Linked DNA regions of Homo sapiens: region 1 is linked to region 2. A link is an interaction called in ENCODE POLR2A ChIA-PET data of the cell type or tissue named here. Cell type or tissue: PC-9. All regions are shown on one strand. Region 1 overlaps PAFAH1B1 (platelet activating factor acetylhydrolase 1b regulatory subunit 1). Region 2 has its middle 25 kb from the start of METTL16.

Region 1 (5,000 bases), 120 kb before region 2:
ACACACACACACACAAAGAGGTTAAAAAAATAAAAATGGTTAAGAAAAATAAAAAAGAAAATGGTTAAAATCAAAACTGAGATGAAGGACTTTTATCCATGAGCAAACAGATCCTAAGCTAGACACAGCCTAGGCTTAAATATCAAACTATTACAAACATAACGAATGAAATTATTTTCTAAACTATTACAAGTTTATGAAAATGCCAGCATTCGATTTTAAGCACTTTAGCTGACTTCCTACATTCTTTTCATTTGTTTTTATCCCCTAGGGTAATTTCTGCAGCTGTAATACTAGTCATAACACCTCATCAATACCACCCATAAGATTTTTTTTTTTTTTTTTTTTTTTGAGATGGAGTCTCCTCCAGGCTGGAGCGCAATGGCGCAAGCTCGGCTCACTGCAACCTCCGCCTCCTGGGTTCAAGCAATTCTCCTGCCTCAGCCTCCTGAGTAGCTGGGATTATAGGCACCCACCACCACGCCCAGCTAATTTTTTGTATTTTTTTGTAGAGATGGGGTTTCATCACGTCAGCCTCCCAGAGTGCTGGGATTACAGACATGAGCCACCACGCCTGGCCAATAATAGTATTTTACAAACTGTATACTCTAGCATTCTAAGAATGAAAAAGTTCTAAGAGTTCCGTAACCATTTTAATTTCATTGCTCATATGAAGAAAAAACAAGGTTAAGTCAAAGGCTGATGAACTGAGATGTTTTCTTACTAGACCCATTTAAAGAGATACACTAATAGCCAGGACAATCCTAAGCAAAAAGAACAAAGCTGGAGGCATCACACGTACTACCTGACTTCAAACTATACTACAAGGCTACAGTAACCAAAACAGCATGCTACTGGTACCAAAACAGACACACAGACCAAGGGAACAGAACAGAGACCTCAGAAATAACACCACATATCTACAAACATCTGATCTTCAACAAACCTGACAAAAACAAGCAATGGGGAAAGGATTCCTTAATTAATAAATGGTGCTCAAAAAACTGGTTAGCCATATGCAGAAAACTGAAACTGGACCCCTTCCTTACACCTTATACAAAAAATAAGTCAAGATGGATTAAAGACTTACATGTAAAACCCAAAACCATAAAAATCCTAGAAGAAAACCTAGGCAATACCATTCAGGCATGGGCAAAGATTTCTTGATGAAAATGCCAAAAGCAACTGCATCAAAAGCTAAAATTGACAAGTGGGATCTAATTAAACTCAAGAGTTTCTGCACAGCAAAATAAACTATCATCAGAGTGAACATGCAACCTACAGAACGGGAAAAAAAAACCATCAAAAAGTGGGCAAAGGATATGAACAGACACTTCTCAAAAGAAGACATTTATGTGGCCAAAAAACATATGAAAAAAAGCTCAACATCACTGATCATTAGAGAAATGCAAATCAAAACCACAATGAGATACTATCTCACACCAGTCAGAATGGCGATTATTATAAAGTCAAGAAACGAAAGATGCTGGCAAGGCTGTGGAGAAATAGGAATGCTTTTACACGATTGGTGGGAATATAAATTAGTTCAACCATCATGGAAGATAGTGTGGTGATTCCTCAAGAATCTAGAAGCAGAAATACCATTTGACCCAGCAATCCCATTACTGGGTATATACCCAAAGGAATATAAATCATTTTGCTATAAAGACACATGCACACATGTTTACTGCAGCACTATTTACAACAGCAAAGACATGGAACCAACCCAAATGCCTATCAATGACAGACTGGATAAAGAAAATGTGGTACACATACACCATGGAATACTATGCAGCCATAAAAAGGAATGAGATCATGTCCTTTGTGGCGACATGGATGAAGCTAGAAGCCACCATCCTCAGCAGACTAACACAGGAACAGAAAACCAAGCACCGCATGCTCTCACGCATAACTGGGAGTTGAACAATGAGAACACATGGACCACAGGGAGGGGAACAACACACACCCGGGCCTGTTGGTGGGGGTGGGGGTTGAGGGGAGGGAGAGCATCAGGACAAATAGCTAATGCGTGTGGAGCTTAAAACCTAGGTGATGACTTGATAGGTGCAGCAAACCACCATGGCACACATTTACCTATGTAACAAACCTGCACATTCTGCACATGTATCCCGGAACTTAAAGTAAAATAAAAATTAAAAAAAAAAAAAGATACACTGAAAAGGCTAAGCTTGCATATTCAGGGCAGCAATGGAGATAACATGCATTCCTCTAAAAGGTCCAGGGGCCCAACAAATCTGAGATGTCTGCAGGGCTGTTGAAGGCTCTGGGAAGGTAACACAAAAGACCAGGCAGTATCAAGCATGACACCACCAGAAGCACACATGGAGTCATCCTTAGTACCCTCCTCCAAAAGACATCTCTCACACCACCCCGGGCTATACTGTTTTAGATAACAAGATGAAACTATATAGTCTTGGGAGAGAATGTGATTAAAATTTATTTCCAGGGCAGAGATATACAGGGGATCATTCCCTAAGCTGCAGCCACAGGATATCAATCAAGTCTCAAACAGGTAACAAGGCTTCCTAATTTTTTTTTGAAACGGAGTCTCACTCTGTCACCCAGGCTGGAGTGCAGTGGCATGATCTCGGCTCACTGAAGCCTGTTTCCTGAGTTCAAGTGATTCTCATGCCTCAGCCTCCTGAGTAGCTGGGATTACAGGTGAGCACCACCATGCCCAGCTAATTTTTTTTTTAATATTTTTAGTGGAGACGGGGTTTCACTGTGTTGGCTAGGCTGGTCTCAAACTCCTGGCCTCATGTGACCTGACTGCCTTGGCCTCCCAGTGCTGGGATTACAGTCATCAGCCACCACGCCCAGCCAAGGCTTCCTTTTTTTTTTTTTTTTTTTTTGGCGAGGCAGTCTCACTCTGTCGCCAGGCTGGAATGCAGTGGCACAATCTCAGCTCACCACAACCTCACGATTCTCCTGGCTCAGCCTCCCGAGTAGCTGGGACTACAGGCGTGTGCCACCATGCCCAGCTAATTTTTGCATTTTTAGCAGAGACGGGGTTTCACCATATTGGCAAGGATGGTCTCGATCTCTTGACCTTGTGATCCGCCCGCCTTGGCCTCCCAAAGTGCTGGGATAACAGGCGTGGGCCACTGTACCTGGCCTTTTTTTTTTTGAAACGGAGTCTTATTCTGTCATCCAGGCTGCAGTGTGGCAATCTCGGCTCACTGCAACCTCCCCCTCCTGGGTTCAAGCGATTCTCCTGCCTCAGCCTCCTGAGAAGCTGAGACTACAGGCACGTGCCATTAGGCCCAGCTAATTTTTGTATTTTTAGTAGAGACGGGGTTTTGCCATGTTGGCCAGGGTGGTCTTGAATTCATGATCTCAAGTGATTCGTCCACCTTGGCCCAAAGTGCTGGGATTACAGGTGTGAGCCACTGTGTCCAGCCAAGACTTCCTAAACTTTTATGCTACAATACCCTACTGACTCTTCAGGGAAAGGGCAGCACAGATGTGATGAGTTCCTGGCCATAGGTCTTATACTTCTCCAACCTCACGTACCCTAAGAAATCTGTCTGACAAATTGATTGCCATTACCATCCTTCACCATCACATTCTAAGATAACTACTTCCAAAAGGTAGTTCAGGATTTAACTACTACCAGTCTTAGGACAAGTACAAGTTCAGCAAGAGGTTATAATGAGACCTTATCCATGGCAGAGACAAAGTGAAGAAGAATGTAATTCAGGCAATGCAGGGTGAGTGGACCTTTATCTTCCCCATCAAGCAAAAAGAACCCTGTACCCAGTATACTAGCCTGCTCGATTCCATTTCTTTTCATCAGACGGCTGGGTCTCAGATGACATCCTGATATACCCTCCAGCCCACAGTTGCAACAAAAGCCAAAAATGATCTACCAGTTAAGTATATCACACTGCACTTTTTAAAAAGCAAAACCAAATAAATAAACAAAAAATATGCATTACTGTTCATTCTCGTATTTCGATTAAATTTCTTGAGTAATGGAAACACAAAACAGAGGGCAGTCACTAAACAGTTGTTTTCAGCCTCCACCCTTATTTATCTGTGTTTCCCTCTTTACCCTTTTAACCTGTTAAGAAAAATAACATTACTGAAAACTAAAATACTTAAAGGTCTAAGAGAGAAAGGGGGTTGGGGGAGAGGGAGAGAGAATGTCACACTAACCCAGCTGAACTCCTAATTATGTTGTTTTAAAGTTACTATATTATTGACTGACACTTAGAAAAAAACTGCATGGCCTGCTACAGGCCAGAGGTCAGCTACGTTTCCAGAGAGGAGGAGATTTTGCCTTAGTTGTTCAGCATAATTTACAACTGTGAGATCCACTCAGGATATATTCCTATAAAAATATTTTGCATTATTTCAAAAACTCATAAGGCAAAGTCAGGTTGTACAATAGGAAAGATACACAATACAACTGTCATGTATTGAATAGTTTGAAACATTTATATTTTTAAAATGTAAAGCAAAATTTCACTATAAAACATGTAAAGAAAAAAGGAAAGAGGAAGAAGGGATGAGTGCTTGTTATTTCCAGTTTTATACCAAGGAATATAAAAGAAGGTTAAGTTATATATGGTCCCTTGCCTCCTAGGATCTTGTAAACCTATCTGAGGAGCAAAATAAAAGCTACTGAAGTCTATGAAATTTAATTCAAAGACGAGAGAAATGAGACTGAATGGAAGAATCTTTTTATAAAGGCGAGATGCGAGGACTTAAAGGAAATAGTAAGTATTACCTAGGCAGGGAGCTGAGCTGGACCAAGTGAATCAGAATGGTACATTATGGAGATCTCAATGTTTACCTAAAAACATCTGATCAAATTCAACATTCTTGGCCAGGCGTGGTAGCTCACGCCTGTAATCCCACCACTTTGGGAGACTGAGGTGGGTGGATCACTTGAGGTCAGGAGTTTGAGACCAGCCTGGCCAACATGGTGAAACCTCAGCTCTACTAAAAATACAATATTAGCCGGGCACGGCGGT
Region 2 (5,000 bases):
AATGTTTTGAACCCTGAAAGCGAAGGTTGTAGTGAGCCTAGATCATGCCACTGCACTCCAGCTTGGCAACAGAGCCAGCTCTGTCTCAAAAAAAAGAAAAAAGAAACCACAAAGCAAAACAAAAGAAGCAAAAGCAATGTTTAAAAGAAAACCCTCAAAACATAGTTGAAATAAAATTTGGGACTAGACCAAAATGTTAAGTGGTTGTCTTTGGGAAGCTGTGGGTAATTTTTTTCCTCTATGAACATGTAGGTGTGTATGCATGTATGTGTGTATGCATGTACGTGTGTATGCATGTGTGCATGCATGTACGTGTGCATGCATGTATGTATGCATGCATGCGTGTATGCGTGCATGCATGTGTGCATGTATGCACGTATGTACACACGTATTTATTTTTGAGACAGCCTGAGATCTGTCGCCCAGGCTGTAGTGCAATGGCACGATCATGGCTCACTGCAGCCTTGACAACGTGGGCTCAAGCGATCCTCCCACCTCAGCCTCCTGAGTAGCTGGGACTATAGGCACACACCACCATACTCGGCTTGTTTTTTAATTTTTTTGTAGAGACAGGGTCTTGCCATGTTGTGCAGGCTGATCTTGAACTCCTGGCCTTAAATGATCCTCCTGCCTCAGCCTCCCAAAGTGCTGGGATTACAGGCATGAGCCACCATGCCCAGCCCATGTATTTCTTTTTGCAGGCTGAGTATCCCTTATCTGCAATGTTTGCAACCAGAAGTGTTTCAGATTTCAGATTTTTTTCCAGATTTTGGAATATTTGCATTATATTTATGTGTTGAACATCCCAAATCCAAAAATTCAAAATCTGAAATGCTGCAGTGAGCATTTTCCTTGAGTGTCATGTTGGTGCTCAAAAGTTTTGGATTTTGAAACATTTCGGGTTTCAGATTTTGGGATTTGGGATGCTCAACCTGTAATGAAATGTATGCATAAAATATATATGTATTATATATTTAACATATACATATTTAAATATGTACTTGTGTGTTATTTTAAGCATGGTTTGGATCCATGGCCTAAAGCTTCGAAGAAGCTGGAGAAAAGCAGGGTAAAAGGGATTATGCAGGCCCCGTTTAGTATCATCCTGCTCAGTCAGTCATCAGTTGTCTCCTTCCTCTTGCTTCGTAGGTAAATGTTGGGTGATGTCATGGACAGCACGAACCAAGAAATGGCAGACCGTGATGAATAGGAGCCTTTGTTCATAGGAAAGACAGGAAACCCACGTACTACTTTACATTTTAAGTCAGGAGTTCTCAAAGTGTCATCCTCAGATCAGCAGCCTCAGCACTGCTTGTTAGAAATGCAACTTCTCGGCAGGGCACAGTGGCTCATGCCTGTAATCCCAGCACTTTGGGAGGCCGACGCAGGTGGATCACGAGGTCAGGAGATTGAGACAAGCCTGGCCAACATGGAGAAACCCCATCTCTACTAAAAATATAAAATTAGCCGGGTGTGGTGGCACATGCCTGTAATCCCAGGTACTCAGGAGGCTGAGGCAGAAGAATCGCTTGAACCCAGGGGGCGGAGGTTGCAGTGAGCCGAGATCGCACCACTGCATTCCAGCCTGGGCAACAGACCAAGACTCCATCTCAAAAAAAGAAATGCAAGTTCTCTGGCTCCAGCCCAGACCCACTGAATCAGCAACTCTGGGGCTAGGACCCAGCAATGTGTATTTAATATTTAATAAGCCTTCCAGAGAATTCTGCTAAAGTTTGACAATGACATTCTTTTTTTTTTATCAAGTTTTTTCAGTAAACTTATTTTTTTAGTAAACAGTTTTATATTTACAGAAAAATGGCAAAGATGGTAAGTACAAAAAGTTCCATATCCTCTGCACTCAGTTTCCCTATTAACATCTTACATTTGGATAACTGCTTTTCTGATTAATAATCATGGAATAGCTGGCTTTAGTCACTGGAGTAGATACCAATATGGAGGCTGGAAGGAACTAAGAACTATGTTTATCATCATTTTTACCACCACCTCTACCATGAAGTGGTGATATGTTATTCATATAATTATTCCTATTTTATTTGAATTATTTATTTCATTTGATTCTCAATATATGCCTGTGAAGTAGGCCAAGGAAGTTATCCCCACCTTACAGCTGAAAAAAACTGAGGACCAGAAAGATCACACAATTACTAATAATCATGGCTGATATATTTTTGTCTATTTGATTGTTTTTGTTTGTTGTTTTGTTTTGAGACAGGGTCTCATTCAGTTGCCCAGACTGGAGCATAGCGGCACAATCTTGGATCACTGCAGCCTCAACCTCCTGGACTCAAGTGATCCTCTTGCCTCAGCCTCCTGAGTAGCTGGGACTACAGGTGTGCACCACCACGTCCTGCTAATTTAAATTTTTTTTTTGTAGAAGCAGGGTCTCCCTATGTTGCCCAGGCTGGTCCCAAACTCCTGGACTCAAGCAATCCTCCTGCCTCAGCCTCCCAAAGTACTGGCATTACAGGTGTGAGTCACTGCGCCTGGCCGACATGGCTGATGTTTATTAAACATTTCCAATAAGGCAAGTCTTATTGATAATACACCAATAATATGTTAACAATTTATATGTATTATCTCATTTAAACCTCAAACTAGCATAGAAGTTTTTATATAAATACAAATTTAAAAGGGGCCGGTCGTGGTGGCTCACGCCTATAATCCCAGCAATTTGGGAGGCCGAGGCGGGCGGATCACCTGAGGTCAGCAGTTAAAGACCAGCCTGACCAACATGGACAAACCCCATCTCTACTAAAAATACAAAATTAGTCAGGCGTGGTGGCGTGTGCCTGTAATCCCAGCTACTCAGGAGGCTGAGGCAGGAGAATCACTTGAACCCGCGAGGCAGAAGTTGCGGTGAGCCAAGATTGAGCCCCTGCACTCCAGCCTGGGCAACAAGAGTGAAACTCCGTCTCAAAAACAACAAAAACAAAAACAAAACAAAAAATTAAAAGGAAATAAAAATAATTTTAAAAAACCTCAAACTAATCTTAAATGCTACTATTACATCTTCATTTTACAGACAAGCAAACTGAGGCCCAGAAAGACTAAGAAACTTACCCTTGGACATACGACTTGAAATAAAGGAAACAAATCAAATCTGAGAAGTCTGACTTCGAGCCCTCCATGCACAGCCATTAAACTATACGGTAACTATGGTGGCTGAATTCCCTTTCCCAGAATCCCCTTTCCCAGAGTTCCCTTTCCTGTTCATTTCCAGTTAGCATGGGCCACAAATGATTCTTTTTTTTTTTTTTCGCCCCTGAACCCAATTGAAAACTACACAAGAGAGTCCTGTGAGAGACTGGAGGGCTGAATTGAAGCAGCAGCCGTTCCGCAGCTGACAGTGCTGGTTATCTGATGCCTCAACTCATTGGCAAGAGGCAGCAGCTACACCTGTAATTGCTTCACCTTCTCCTGAATCTTCCTTCAGCTTCTCTTACTCCTGGACCAGGTGTCAGTGTTTATATCTCTGGGCAAAGAGCCCTGGTTTCTCCTGGATGCCCACACCACCAACATTAGAAGCAACAAGAACTGACGCGGTCTCCAGCCTGCCCTCATGGGCTCCAGTTTATGCTAGTGAGTTCCAGCTCATTCTCCACTTTACCAACTGCCTGCCCCGGGGACCTCAAACTCCAGCATCAGATATGAAGACAACAACGGTGTAGAAACTGCTTAACCAGCAGCCTTCACTTTGCATGGCCATGCAGGACCACAGATAGGACCGTGCAAGCTGAAACCATGCAGAGCAATCTTTTTTTTTTTTTTTTTTTTTTTTTGGATACAGAGTCTCGCTCTGTTGCCCATGCTGGAGTGCAGTGGCACAATCTCGGCTCACTGCAACCTCTGCCTCCTGGGTTCAAGTGATTCTTCTGCCTCAGCCTTCCAAGTAGCTGGGATTACAGGAGTGCGCTACCACGCCCAGTTAATTTTTGTATTTTTAGTAGAGATGGGGTTTCACTATATTGGCCAGGCTGATCTTGAACTCCTGACCTTGTGATCCATCTACCTCAGCCTCTCAAAGTGCTACGATTACACCACGCCCGGCCTTTTTTTTTGTTTTTGTTTTTGTTTTTTGAGACGGAGTCCCACTCTGTCACCCAGGCTGGAATGCAGTGGCGCCATCTCGGCTCACTTTAACCTCCACCTCCCAGGTTCAAGCGATTCTCCTGCCTCTGCCTCCTGATTAGTGGGACTACAGGTTGCCGCCCCCACGCCCGGCTAATTTTTTGTATTTTTAGTAGAGACGGGGTTTCACCGTGTTAGCCAGGATGGTCTCCATCTCCTGACCGCCTGCCTCGGCCTCCCAAAGTGCTGAGATTACAGGCATAAGCCACCACGCCCGGCCGCAAAGCAATCTTAATAATCAATGAGAAAATGTATGATTGCTCTGTGACCTTTAAATATTTTGGTCAAAACATTAAAAACTCTCTTACTGTCAGTTGTAAATATATAGGAATTTTTTCTTTGATTAAAAAAAATAGAGATAGGGGTTTCACCATGTTGTCCAGCCTGGTCTCGAACTCCTGAGCTCAAGTGATCTGCCCACCTCGGCCTCCCAGAGTGCTGGGATTACAGGCGTGAGCATGCCTGGCTGGAAAAAAATTTTTAAGTGCAGCTGATATTTATTTAGTACCTCTTTTCATTCATGATAAAGGTTATTTAAACCTTTTTTCTTTCTCTTGGCCGGGCACGGTGGCTTACGCCTGTAATCCCAGCAATTTGGGAGGCTGAGGTGGGTGGATCGCTTGAGATCAGGAGTTTGAGACCAGCCTGGCCAACATAGTGAAACCCCGTCTCTACTAAAAAAATACAAAAGTTAGCCAGGTGTGGTGGTACACACCTGTAATCCCAACTATTTGGGAAGCTGAGGCAGGAGAATTGCTTGAACCCAGGAGGCAGAGGTTGCAGTGAGCAGAGATTGTGCCACTGCACTCTAGCCTGAGTGACAGAATGAGACTCCGTCTCAAAAAAAAAAA

Evidence for each region. Peaks named below come from ENCODE experiments on the same cell type or tissue, not always from the same donor. Only the 100,000 strongest peaks of a DNase experiment are listed, where the experiment ranks them.
Region 1: POLR2A ChIA-PET joins it to region 2 with 10 read pairs; 3 of 35 experiments call an interaction of 5 or more read pairs at or near these places.

What each region holds. Positions count from the first base shown.
Region 1 is chr17:2,657,394-2,662,393 of GRCh38, reverse strand. The region is part of intron 2 of PAFAH1B1 (platelet activating factor acetylhydrolase 1b regulatory subunit 1); the gene reads right to left. Among named protein-coding and RNA genes, the nearest start is that of MIR6776, 33 kb to the left of the region's middle. RefSeq lists an enhancer at 2,850-3,351. In PC-9, no CTCF peak of the experiment used is centred here; a DNase peak (open chromatin) is centred at 2,853.
Region 2 is chr17:2,534,400-2,539,399 of GRCh38, reverse strand. No RefSeq gene overlaps it. Among named protein-coding and RNA genes, the nearest start is that of METTL16, 25 kb to the right of the region's middle. In PC-9, no CTCF peak of the experiment used is centred here; no DNase peak of the experiment used is centred here.